Regions from separate parts of the Homo sapiens genome. Here region 2 is linked to region 1. The links are chromatin contacts, found by POLR2A ChIA-PET in ENCODE. All regions are on one chromosome and are shown on one strand. Each heading gives the region's core, a stretch centred on a gene start or an enhancer-like site at or near the end of the contact. The rest is flanking DNA. Distances are from core to core; before and after follow the strand shown. Region 1 overlaps UBE2R2 (ubiquitin conjugating enzyme E2 R2). Region 2 overlaps UBAP2 (ubiquitin associated protein 2).

Region 1 (6,881 bases), core at 1,403-3,902:
CTCTCTCAGTCATTTCCTTTTCTTTTATAGTTTTATCACCGTGTACATTCTTAGACATTATATTTTATTTAGTGTTATGATGTCTTTTAAACCACAGTTTATGCCTCTATCCCTTTTTTTTCCTTAGTTTTTATGTTGAAGAACCCAGGGAGAGTTAACCAAAGTTTGAATTTTACTGATTGTACACTCATGTTGCATCTTTCTTCATTCCTTGTATATTTTGCAAATTGGTTACTGAACTCAGAGACTTGGTCAGACTCTGGTTCGGTCTCTTTAGCAATACTGTAGGCAGTGTTGTGTTCTTTCATGGGGAGGCAGAAGTCTGGTTTTCTCTTTTTTTTAAATCATGTCCGCAGTTGTTGGGCTCAGTGCCCAGATCCATTAATTTATCAATGGTTTAAAAATAGTGACATTCTAATTGTGTGGGTTTTTTTAAAATTTTTTGTTGGAATACTTTTATTAAGAGATGCTTCTGCTTACCTGCTGTTCAGTTATCCAGTGGCACAGTTATATAGGAAAGGTAGGATATATACTTGATTCTTTGCCTTTATTTATTCTTTTTTCAAAATAGTGACTTAGTTCCCTATTATTCTCTAAGAGAACCAGCTATTTAATTTAATTTAATTAATTAATTTTTTTGAGATGGAGTTTCACTCTTTCACCCAGGCTGGAGTGAAGTGGGGCCATCGCAACTCACTGCAACCTCTGCCCCCCGGGTTCAAGCAATTCTCCTGCCTCAACCTCTCGAGTAGCTGGAATTATAAGCACCTGCCACCACGCCTGATTTTTTTTTTTTTGAGACGAAGTCTTGCTTTATCCCCCAGGCTGGTGTGCAGTGGTGCGATCTCGGCTCACTGCAACCTCTGCCTCCCGGGTTCAAGCTATTCTGATTCAGCCTCCCGAGTAGCTGGGATTACAGGCGTGTGCCACCATGCCTGGCTAATTTTTGGATTATTAGTAGAGACGGAGTTTCACCATGTTGGCCAGGCTGGTCTCGAACTCCTGACCTCAGGTGTTCCACCTGCCTCGGCCTCCCAAAGTGCTGGGATTACGGGCGTGAGCCACTGCGCCCAGCCTTATGTCTTTGGCCAGTTGGAGCTTCTTCAAGTTGACTCCTGAATGACTTGGTCTACTTCTTGTAGTTTTCGTAGCATCTTTGCTATCTGGTATGACCAGGTGTTGCAGGCTTATCTTTTACAGTTTCTACCCCAGATTTATAACCTATTATTTCTTCAACAAGCCCTGGTTTTAGTGGCAGAGGTATTTAGGGCGCCTAATATGGACCTTAGAGATTATTGCTGCTGTGAGTTGTCATTGTTTCTAGGACAGAGTTATGGGTGATATATATGTATATGTGTATATCTGTACACATGCTTTTTTATAAAACTTAACCACTTCTGTATTATAATACATCGGTGTATATTTTTCCATGTTAAAAATTCTGGTTCTCAAGGATAGGGAATAATGAACTAGAATATCCTCATTATTAATTACTCGCTTGTTTTCTCGTATATTACACAGTAGTCTCAGAATAGCAATACTAATAATACCATAACCAATGTGATTGCTGAGAATAGTTGCATAAATTGTTTCATGTATGCTGTCCTCATCACCCCCCGACATCATCATATCTGTATTATATCTATCTTGTCAGATTATTCATTACATGCAATATTCTCTTTCAACCTTAATTTGTTTTTATTCTGTAAGTAATTATATAGTTCAGTGGCTGGCATTCTTTTTCTGTAAAAGGCCAGGTAGCAGATGTTTTAATTTTTGCAGGCCCGGAGGCAAAATTAAAGATACTATATTTAGGGTGGGCAAAGTGGCTCATACTTGTAATCCCAGCACTTTGGAAGGCCGAGGTCAGAGGATCACTTGAGCCCAGGAATTCTCCACCAGCCTGAGTGACATAGTGAGACCTTGTTTCCACAAAAATAAAAAAAAATTAGCTGGGCATGGTGGTGCACACCTGTAGTCCCAGATACGCGGAAGGCTGAGGTAGGAGGATCACCTGAGCCTGGGAGGTTGCGGCTGCAGTGAGCCTTATGGCACTGCACTCCAGCCTGGGGTGACAGATTTATATTACAAGAGAGAAGATAAATTTCCACCAATTTGTATTGACAAAATTCAAATAAAAATAATTGAAATTTTTTTTTTGGTAATGCAGGTCTCATTAAGAATTGAATTAATTTTGGAGGGATGGATAATTGCATCACTTAATAAGGTTATTGTTTTCATTAAAATGGATTGCTCATGTTGATCTCGAATGAGATTTCCTCTTTGAAAATGTCTTCATACAGATTGGTACTGCTAAATGCAGATACTAGTACATGGGCATATGATTTTCATTGTGATATTTATTGCTTGGGAGGGAGTATATAGAATTCTGTTAGATTCTTCTCTTGATATTTGCTTTTTAGCATGCCATTGTAGTGTAGATTAATCACTTCCAATTAAAGAGTACGTGGAAGCGCTACAATTGCACAGTTAACTGGATTTTGATGTATATAAATTTCCTTTTGTACTTGGCTGAAGGTCTGAAAAACACTGCTGAAGCTGCAATTTGAGCTCAGGAAATATATTCTAGCCACATGCCATGACACATGCCTGTAGTTCCAGCTACTTGGAAGGCTGAGGTGGGAGGATGGCTTGAGCCCAGGCTGTGATCGTGCTACTGCATGGCAGCCTGAGTGACAGTTGTGAGACCGTGTTTACAAAAAAAAAAAAACAGACCACTTTTTTTTTTTTTTTTTTTTTTTAAGACAGAGTCTTGCTCTGTCGCCCAGGCTGGAGTGCAGTGGCACGATCTTGGCTCACTGCAACCTCCACCTCCTGGGGGTGAAGCGATTCTTCTGCCTCAGCCTCCCAAATAGCTGGGATTACAGACATGCGCCATCCCGCCCAGCTAATTTTTGTATTTTTAGTAGAGATGGGGTTTCACCATGTTGGCCAGGCTGGTCTCGAACTCCTAACCTCAGGTGGTTTGCCCACCTTGGGCTTGCAAAGTGCTGGGATTACAGGTGTGAGCCACCATGCCCAGGCAAGCAGACCTCTTTTTAAAAAAAAAATCACTCAACTTACTTCATTAGTAGTAATGCAGCAAGTAGAAAAAAAGGAAAATACATTCATAGCAAATTTGTCTGGAAATGGAGGTTTTACTTCTTGTTTTAACTTTTTTGTTTTTTTTTTTGAGATGGAGTCTGGCTATGTCTCCCAGGCTAGAGGGAAGTGGCATGATCTCAGCTCACTGCAACCTCTGCCTCCTGGGTTTGAGCGATCCTCCTGCCTCAGCCCCCCTAGTAGCTGGGATTATAGGCTCGCGCCACCACACCTGGCTAATTTTAGTATTTTTGGTAGAGATGGGGTTTCACCATGTTGTCCAGGCTGATCTTGAACTCCTGACCTCAAATGATCTGCCTTGGCCTCTCAGAGTGCTGGGATTACAGGCGTGAGCCACTGCGCCCAGCCTACTTCTTGTTTTAACTTTTGTTTAAGACAGGAAGTTTATAGAGATGTTTGACATTACTTATAATTCAGACAACCTTTGTTTTCATCCAAATATTTTGGGTTTTACCACTGCATAAGTTTTGTACATAAGTGCTATTTGTCATATAATTTTAGTTTAAAAATCTATTAAGAGGTATTATCAACCTTGCAGTAAAAAAGCTGATTTCCAAGGCCATTTAGTATTCTATAATGATAGTTGAGGTTACTTCTTCAGAAAAATTTGTCTTGATCCCAAGCTCAAAAAATTGCAGTTAAAACATCACTGCCATCAGTACCTGCTGATGAATAATACAGTGAGTAACCATAAGCTTGAAACACTTTATTACATTTTATATTTTCATAAGTTTTATTAATTTGTCCAATTAATAAGCCTTTTTCTGTTCCACACACACATATATATAAGTATTTTTGAGAGAGTTTCACTCTTGTCGCCCAGGCTGGAGTGCAGTGGCGCGATCTCCGCTGACTGCAACCTTCGCCTCCCGGGTTCAAGCGATTCTTCTGCCTCAGCCTCCCCAGTAGCTGGGATTACAGGTGTGCGCCACCATGCCCAGCTGATTTTGTATTTTCAGTAGAGACAGGTCTTCACCATGTTGGTCAGGCTGGTCTCGAACTCCTGACTTCAGATGATCCGCCCGACTCAGCCTCCCAAAGTGCTGGGATTACAGGCGTGAGCCACCACGCCTAGCTGTCCCACATCTATTTTTTTTTTTTTTTTTTTTTTTTACCATCAGTTGTAATGTTTCTTTAGCAGATTCCATTTAAGGTTGAACTGAATTAGTGTTTATTCAAGTTTGAAAATATTCTTGGTGGTGTTGTTCCAAACATTCATTAGAGAGGCTAATTATTCAGTCACTTCGAAGTCTGTATTGACTGCTCAAATAAACAACTGAGCTGTATCAGTAACATATGTTGAGTCCTCTAGAGCCAAGGAAAACCACTCAAAATCATTTGCCTTTTTTTTTCTTTTTCTGAGACAGTCTTGCTCTGTGGCCCAGGCTGGAGTGTAGTGGTGTGATCTTGGCTCACTGCAACTTCCACCTCCCGGGTTCAAGCGATTCTCTTGCCTCACCCTCCGGAGTAGCTGGGATTACAGGCGTGTGCCACCACGCCTGGATAATTTTTTTGTATTGTTAGTAGAGACGGGGTTTCACCATGTTGGTCAGGCTGGTCTTGAACTCCTGACCTCAAATGATCCGCCTGCCTCGACCTTCCAAAGTGCTGAGATTATAGGTGTGAGCCACCAAGCCCTGCCTTCATTGCCTTGGTTTTTAATCAACTGTTGATGTTGCTTACAGTATCCTCAGCTTGCTGAGCAACTGTTCTCACCAAAAAGCTAATAATCTTATTTCCTCTGGACACATTCCTTTTTTTCTTTTTTGTTTTTGAGACGGAGTTTCACTCTTGTTGCCCAGGCTGGAGTGCAGTGGCACAATCTTTTTTTTTTTTTTTAGACGGAGTCTTGCTCTGTCACCCAGGCTGGAGTTCAGTGGCACGATCTTGGCTCACTGCAAGCTCCGCCTCCCGGGTTCACGCCATTCTCCTGCCTCAGCCTCCCGAGTAGCTGTGACTACAGGCGCCCGCCACCACACCCGGCTCATTTTTTCTATTTTTTTAGTAGAGACGGGGTTTCACTGTGTTAGCCAGAATGATCTTGATCTCCTGACCTCGTGATCTGCCCACCTCGGCCTCCCAAAGTGCTGGGATTATAGGCGTGAGCCACCGCACCCAGCTTGGCCTGGATACATTTCTTTGACTGGTATAATCAAACATGATTTAATGAACTAATCATTAGTAAGTGGTTCTTGATAGGCTAACAAATGAGCCATCCACCTAATTTAGTTGCTGTTTTATTTTCATTATTTTATGAAGAAATTCTACTGTGATAAGATACTTCATTTAGAATTTTCTAGGCCGGGTACAGTAGCTCACGCCTGTAATCCCAGCACTTTGGGAGGCTGAGTCGGGCAGATCATCTGAGGTCAGGAGTTCGAGACCAGCCTGGCCAACATGGCGAAACTCTGTCTCTACTAAAAATACAAAAATTGGCTGGGCGCGGTGGCTCACGCCTGTAATTCCAGCACTTTGGGAGGCCGAGGTGGGCGGATCACGAGGTCAGGAGATCAAGACCATGGTGAAACCCCGTCTCTACTGAAAATACAAAAAATTAGGCAAGGTGGCGGGTACCTGTAGTTCCAGCTACTCGGGAGGCTGAGGCAGGAAAATGGCGTGAACTCGGGAGGTGGAGCTTGCGGTGAGCCAAGATCACGCCACTGCCCTCCAGCCTGGGTGACAGCAAGACTCCGTCTCAAAAAAAAAAAAAAATACAAAAATTAGCCAGGTGTGGTGGCACGAGCCTGTAATCCCAACTTCTTGGGAGGCTCAGGCAGGGGAATCACTTGAACCCAGGAAGCAGAGGTTGCTCTGAGCCAAGATTGCACCACTGCACTCTAGCCTAGGTAACAGCGAAACTCCATCTCAAAAATAAAATAAAATATTCTAATTTTTTGCTACTATTTTCCCGTGAGTTAGGTACTGTTGTGTGATGAGTGTAATTTGGTAATGTCTATGAATAGTGTATTTTTTTTAGGATAGTTACATTGTCATTGCATAATAAAGACAATGCTTTGTCATCTAATTTGACAAAACATTCCTTGCGCCTAAAAGTATGACATTTCAAGTCCACTTTTCTCTCTCTCTCTCTTTTTTGGTTTTAATATGATGGGTTAAGCAATGACAATAAAAAATAAAATATCCCAGTACAGCATTATGTGTGGCTCTCAAAACGTTGTCAAATATAGCTACTATATCACTGTAATTTTGTAGTATATCATGCAGCAGTGTGAAGTGATGAGAACACCACATATGGTCTCTTGCAACTGCTAAACTCTGCCATTGTAGCATTAAAGCAGCCACAGATAAGTTATAAATGAATGAGTATGGTTGTTTTCCAATAAAACTTTATTTATTGAGTTTTATATAGTTTTTATGTGTCACAAATATTATTCTTTTGATTTTAACCACATATTTTCCTTAACAGTGTTTCTCATTTCTTCCTGAAGTGGTACTTTTATCTGAGAGATTTTCCTTCAGCTTAGTGAACTTTTAATAATTTTTATAGTGCAGATCTGCTGTCAACAACCCGTCTCAGTTTTTATTTGCCTGAAAACATCTTTATTTTGCTTTTTTTTTTTTTGAAGGTTTTTTTTTTTCTGGATATAAAATTATAGGCTGGGTTTTTTTCCCCCTTTCAGTACTATGAAGTTTTCATTTTATTGTTTTCTGGCTTTATTTATTTATTTGAGACAGAGTATCACTCTGTTGCCCAGTCTGAAGTGCAGTGGCATGATCTTGGCTCACTGCAACCCCTG
Region 2 (6,881 bases), core at 2,167-4,666, 100 kb after region 1:
GAGGATCATTTGCACCCAGGAGTTCAAGACCAGCCTGGACAACACGGCGAGACCCTGTCTCATTTAAAAAAAAAAAGGAGAAATTAAAAGTTAAACAGGAATGGTTGGCATTAATATCACCACCTGCATCTAAGAGCAATGCGGGGGAGTTGTGATGGTGGGTGGGAAGTGAACACTGAGCTGACTACTCTATTTTTGGGGACTCACCAATGATGAAAGTATCACCTGGTCAAGGAACCATGCATCCTCCAACTATGGGATACAGCAAAACCCTCAAGAACAACAGTTCTCTGAGCCAGATCTTCAAATCTGTACTTGAAATAAGGATCTGTGGCTCTCAGCACAAACCCATTCCCTCTAATACTAGTCTGGTCACTCAGAAATGGCCATATCCTTATTATGCAATCAATAAGCTATGTGCTTGAAAAACACTGTACCCCAGTTTCCAAAACTTAGTATCCCACTAGAGCTGAATGTAAAAATAATTCCAGCTTTAGGACGGTGACTTCATGATGAAATGCCCACCTTAGAAGCTGGGGGTATCCGCCGCTTAGCAAGTTTGATGTGTTTGGGCTGTGGCTGGTGGACAGACACAGAGATATTTTCAATGGTCGTGCTGGGAAGCTGCAAAAGCTTGTTCACAGTGGAGGGACTGTCTCCAGGTGTTGATTCTCGAAGTTTTGCCTGGGAAGGAAAGGACTCCAAACCAGGAGGAGGAACAGTGACTGCCTGGCTCTGGTGCTGTTGTCGCTGGCTCAACTGGCTAAGAACTGGGGATGGCTCAGGTTGAGATTTGAAGTCTAAAAAAAGTAAGCAGCAATTAATGAGGCATAATGGCTTCACAATGTTCTTCAATAGAACATGAAGTGTTCTATTACCACCAATTTCTCCAAATCATTTCCAGTTGAATTTCTTAGGTTTTACACACACTATGTGTAACACTTCATTTATGATAAACGGGAAAAGTTCCTAAATGGGTACACACCTTGTTTCCTATCCAGAGAGATTTGGTTTATGTTTAAGCATAGGGAGTGATGAACTCGTGAGAACAATATTATGGTGCTATACACACCTGACCATTAGCTAACAGAGAATCATACTTTTATTATTTTATGGATTTTCTACATAACTGTTAAAAATTTGAGCCAGGCACAGTCACTCATGCCTATAATGCCAGCACTTTGGGAGGCTGAGGTGGGAGGATTGCTTTAGCCCAGGAGTACAAGGCTGCAGTGAGCTATGATTGCACCACTGCATTCCAGCCTGGATGACAAAACAAGACCATGTCTTCATCCAAAAATTAAAAAAAAAAAAACTTATTAAGTTTTTGGACTAATTGATATATATATATATATGATGTTACAAAATCCAAAAGATGGCTGGGCGCAGTGGCTCACGCCTGTAATCCCAACACTTTGGGAGGCCGAGGCAGGCAGATCACGAAGTCAGGAGATCAAGACCATCCTGGCTAACATGGTGAAACCCCATCTCTACTAAAAATACAAAAAAATTAGCCGGGTGTGGTGGTGGGCACCTGTAGTCCCAGCTACTCGGGAGGCTGAGGCAGGCCCTATGACGTGAACCCGGGAGGCGGAGCTTGCAGTGAGCTGAGATGGCGCCACTGCACTCCAGCCTGGGTGACAGACTGGGTGACAAACAAACAAACAAAAAACAAAATCCAATAGATACAAGAATATGTATGACGAATATTATGTTTCTCTTCCACACCACTCTCCCATACTTGCTCCACAAAGGCAAACACTGTACCCGGTTTTCCTGAATGTCTCTTTCAGAGATACTATATCACAATATATATAGACAGACAGACAGACAGACATATATATACACACACTATATACCTTACTGTCTCACAAATCATTTAATTTCCATTGAGTGTCTCACATTAATGTTCAAAGAGCTACTTCATACTCATTTTGGTGACTACACAGAAATCTAGTACACATAGGTATCATTTTATAAAACCAGTACTATATTAATGGACTTTTAGGTCAAATCTTATGCTATTAAAAGCAATGCACTAATGAATACATTTGTATGTAAGATATTTTGTGCAAGTACAAGTATACCTGTAGGATCAACTGGTAGGATAAAGTTGCCCCTTCACAGGGTAAATATATTTTGAATTTTGATAAATATTATAAAATTACTGTCCACAGATAGAACACATCCTTTTTAACACACTCTAATATCAAACACTTTTGAATCTCCTGGTTTAATTGGTGGAAAATGGTATTAAAAAATACAAACTAAAATGATACAAATGTGCTAAGTATCATTTCATATACTTAAGTGTTCTTTACTTATAGACTGTTCTTATCTCTTTAGCCAGTTTTTTAACCTGTTTGTTGATCTGCTTTATTTTTACTCTTTTTATATTAAGGAAATTAACTCTTTTTGTCTATGATACAAATTTTGAGTATTTTTTTCATTGTTTGTCTGCCTAATTTGGTGTTTTCTGCCATACCCAGAAAGGTCTCCCTCACACAGAACAACAAAAAAATTCTCCTGTGTTTTCTCTATTATAGTTCTAGATTCACTATTTATGTTTAACTATCTGACCCACTGGCATTTTGGCATAGAGATCCAACTTCATTTTTCAAACGGTTTTAATAAAGCGTTTTTTCACTACTGATTTGAAAAGCCAGTTCTACCATATGGGACAGAGGTTGGCCCTCTTTTTCTCTATGGGGCCAGATAGTACAACAACCTAATATTTTAGCCTTTGTGTCTCATCACGTTGCCCAGGCTGGTCTCGAACTCCTGCTCAAGCAATCCTCCTCCTTCTGCCTCCCCAAGTGCTGGGATTACATGAGCCACTGTGCCCAGCTAGCTGAGTGTCAACAGAATTTAATTTAAAAAAAAACAAATGGCAGAGCTGGTTTAGGCGCATTCATTTTTGAACTTGGTATTATAGGCATGCACCAAACACACAGGTTTTATAAAGAATATGGGAATAGCATGGTTCTATCTAAAAAGTCCTATCACTCACTAGTTATGTGTGCAGAAAAAGTTAATATAGGGACCTACAATTCCTCTCAAAAAGGCCTGCTTGATGACTGGACCTTGGCTAATGTCTGAGAATTTGGACTGCTGGTATGTACTTGGCAAAGGGTGCCAACACACTAACCTATTAAGAGTGGCTCACTGTGCTAAGAATGTCTGTATAAACAATGTGGTTTATGCTCAACATCTGCTTTCCTTCTAGGAATCTGTAATTTTGCTATGTGCTATAGCAAAAAATGTAGGCACAGGGTACCTACATTTCTTGCCCCAGCAAAAACTTTGGGCACTGAGTCTCTAATGATTTCCCTTGGTAGACATCGCTTCAAACCCCGGAGTGGTCTCATGTACTTCCAACACAGTAAGTCATTTCACAGAACAGAGGAATATGCTTCCCTGTCTCTCTATATGCCCTAACCATAAACCAGCCCACATGGCCAGCTCCACAATGAATGAAATCCCCTGCTATTCCTTAATACAGTGTGGCATGTGAGTGCTGGTGGGGAATGGTGGCTTAATGTCACAATTTCTGTGGGAGTTTAGTTTAGAAAACATCCAGTCTACACATGGGACCTTTACAATACAAACCACGGAATGTAAAGGTTGATGAAATCATAGTTGATACTTCAAAATGTTAGAATGAGAAAGCATGAGAGTGTGATAGTTAAAATACTGTCCAGGCCGGGCGTGGTGGCTCACACCTGTGATCTCAGCACTTTTGGAGGCCGAGGTGGGCAGATCACCTTAGTCCAGGAGTTCCAGACCAGCCTGGGCAACATGGCAAACCCCTGTCACATTAAAAAAATACAAAAAAATCAGCCAGGAGTGACGGCATGTGCCTATAGTCCCACCTACTAGAGAGGCTGAGGTGGGAGGATGGACTGAGCCTGGGAGGTCAAGATGGCAGTGACGCGTTACTGTGCCACTGTACTCCAGCCTGTGCAACAGAGCAAGATCCTGACTCAAAAAAAAAAAAAATAAAATAATAGAGTAAAATATTGTCTAGGCTGGATACAGTGGTGCACATCTATAATCCCAGTTACTCAGAAGGCTGAGATTAAAAGACTGCTTGAGGCCAGGAGGTGGAGATCAGCCTACGCAGCACAGGAAGACCCCATCTCAAAAAAAAAAAAAAAAAAAAAAGTCTTAAAATGTTTTCCACATTCTATGTTCTATCACCACCCTCTTCTAAGAGAGCTCAGAAAATTCTGTCCATGCATTTACACAAAGTGTTAGATGTTCATATTTGCATGCTTTTACCATACTTTTCAAGGCATGTACTACCACCACAATTACTACCAACAATAATGAAACTATCAAGAACAACAACAAAAACAAATAAATGCAAGTATTGTATAACAAAGGAAGACTGATTTAACTGAGAAACTGCAAGAGTTCTACTAAAAAGAAACATCTCTGGACAAATTCCACATTAGTCTTCACAAGTCAACACACTCTGCCAAAGCTTGAAACGTCCTCAGTAGGGGCAAACCCACAAACAATGTATACCTACCAAGATGACTGAGGACTGAGGACTGGGATGTTGGGGGCTTGAGGTCCCAAGAAGTAGTAGTTGTAGGGTGACTTGTACTATTCTGCTGTGTACTTGGGGTGGTGGTAAACTGGCCCAAACTCGGAGCTTTCAACTGGTCCAAAATCTGGGAGCTGGTGATGTTTGCCATTTTTGGTGGTGCAAGCTCTCCAAATCCTGAGCCAAGGACGGATGACTTTAAAAGGGGGATAAAAGAACAAATCCTCAACAATACAGAATTTCTGCCCAAGGCTTTAAAACATATCAAGTATTTTCACAAGTATGTTAAAACCTATAATCTAAAACATATGAATTACTAAAATATAACTTAGAAAATACTACATGAAAATATTACTATGCAATGAAAACTGACTAAATAAATGCAGCTATCCTTCCTCATTCTGACATAAGAAGTTAAAGGGAAGGGAAATATTTGCCATGAATTTGAAGAAATCAATTTTTAAAAACGTGATGTTGGCCGGGCGCGGTGGCTCACGCCTGTAATCCCAACACTTTGGGAGGCCAAGGTAGGTGGATTACAAGGTCAGGCGGATCACGAGGTCAGCAGATTGAGACCATTCTGGCTACCACAGTGAAACCCCGGCTCTACTAAAAATACAAAAAAATTAGCCGGGAGTTTTGGCAGGCGCTTGTAGTCCCAGCTACTCGGGAGACTGAGGCAGGAGAATGGCATGAACCCAGGAGGCGGAGCTTGTAGTGAGCAGAGATCACGCCACTGCACTACAGCCTGGGCGACAGAGCAAGACTCCATCTCAAAAAATAAATAAATAAATAAATAAAAATAAAATAAAATAATAAAAAGTGATGTCATAAGTTCACAATTAAATATCACTATTTAAAAAAACTAAAGAGGAATGCCATGAAATACATGACAAAGATATGCTTGACCAACAAAAACACATTATTTTCCTAGTCTGTGAACCACAGTCTTCATCTTTAATGATTACAAGATGTACAGTCAAAGAAGAGATCAGTGTGAGATGACCCTGCAAGATCAAATACAGGTCAGGCTGGGCGCAGTGGCTCACACCTGTAACCCCAGCACTTTGGGAAGCCGAGGTGGGTGGATCACCTGAGGTCAGGAGTTAGAGACCAGCCTGGCCAACGTGGTGAAACCCCGTCTCTACTAAAAATACAAAAATTAGCCAGGGATGGTGGTGAACGCCTGCAATCCCAGCTACTCCAGAGGCTGAGACAGGAGAATCGCTTGAACCCAGGAAGTGGAGGTTGCAGTAAGGTGAGATCGCACCACTGCACTCCAGCCTGGGTGACAGAGCTTAGACTCGTCTCTCATGTGTGTGTGCGCGCATGCACGCGCACACACGCACAAGATCAAATACAGGTCAAAGAACTGAACTTCAGTGGTTACTATTCCAAAATGAGACACTGCGATACATAGGTATTTGAAGTTGAGCAAATACCATAGACACTGCTATTTTCATTTCAAGTTGTTTAGATGACTAAGAACACCAAATACGTTCCATAAATAAGTACAGGAAAAACAATGTTACTCCTGCCCCATCTGTCCTGTCAGGTCGAGATCCAAAGAGAATGAAAGCCTATGACTAGAAAAGACAATGGAAGATCAACTACATTTTTACATATCAAGATCATTCTGAAATATAAGTTCTTCATCAAAAATAACATTTCTTTTCTTTTCTTTTTTCTTTTTTGAGACAGTCTCGCTCTGTCACCCAGGCTGGAGTGCAGTGGCGCGATCTCGGCTCACTGCAAGCTCCGCCTCCCAGGTTCACTCCATTCTCCTGCCTCAGCCTCCCGAGTAGCTGGGACTACAGGCGCCCACCACCACGCCCGGCTTTTTTGTTGTTGTTGTATTTTTAGTAGAGACGGGGTTTCACCATGTTAGCCAGGATGGTTTCCATCTCCTGACCTTGTGATCCACCTGCCTCAGCCTCCCAAAGTGCTGGGATTACAGGCATGAGCCACCGTGCCTGGCCCAAAAATAACATTTCATATCCATTTAAGGTCAAAAACAAATACTTTGCCTTCCCTCAAGTAAGTTGAAACAATTACTTCTATTATCAACATTCAAAGACAAGGAATGTCCCACTTGGATGGAAATCCTAACTTCGCTTTGAGTAAAACATTAGGTTATGGACAGCTGTGACAGAGATTGCTCATACTGAAACAGTTGTGCTAACATTACTTATCACTGCTCCAGATTCTTTTTTCAGGTTGCCCAATACACTGGTCTGAGGTTGCTACCAATTTGCAAAAATCCAGCTCAAGCCCACTGATTTAATGAAGGCTTCCCAGGTGATGACTCTCTTCATCCTGTTATCCTACA

What was found. ChIA-PET counts read pairs that join two places held with the same protein, here RNA polymerase II (POLR2A).
Region 2: POLR2A ChIA-PET joins it to region 1 with 11 read pairs in WTC11. The contact joins two enhancer-like sites. POLR2A ChIA-PET finds 5 or more read pairs at or near these places in 7 of 52 experiments (B cell, H1, PC-9 and 4 more).

The regions. Positions count from the first base shown.
Region 1 is chr9:33,840,304-33,847,184 of GRCh38, forward strand. The region is part of intron 1 of UBE2R2 (ubiquitin conjugating enzyme E2 R2); the gene reads left to right. Among named protein-coding and RNA genes, the nearest start is that of UBE2R2-AS1, 25 kb to the left of the region's middle. RefSeq lists silencers at 3,306-3,365, 3,406-3,485. Within about 2 kb of position 2,653, at least 7 of the 41 ENCODE cell types and tissues checked have a DNase peak (open chromatin) inside an H3K27ac peak, as active enhancers do.
Region 2 is chr9:33,943,840-33,950,720 of GRCh38, forward strand. It overlaps UBAP2 (ubiquitin associated protein 2), which reads right to left. Exons shown (of 29, transcript NM_001370062.2): 13 at 4,535-4,748; 14 at 526-800. Among named protein-coding and RNA genes, the nearest start is that of SNORD121A, 5.6 kb to the right of the region's middle. Within about 2 kb of position 3,417, at least 3 of the 41 ENCODE cell types and tissues checked have a DNase peak (open chromatin) inside an H3K27ac peak, as active enhancers do.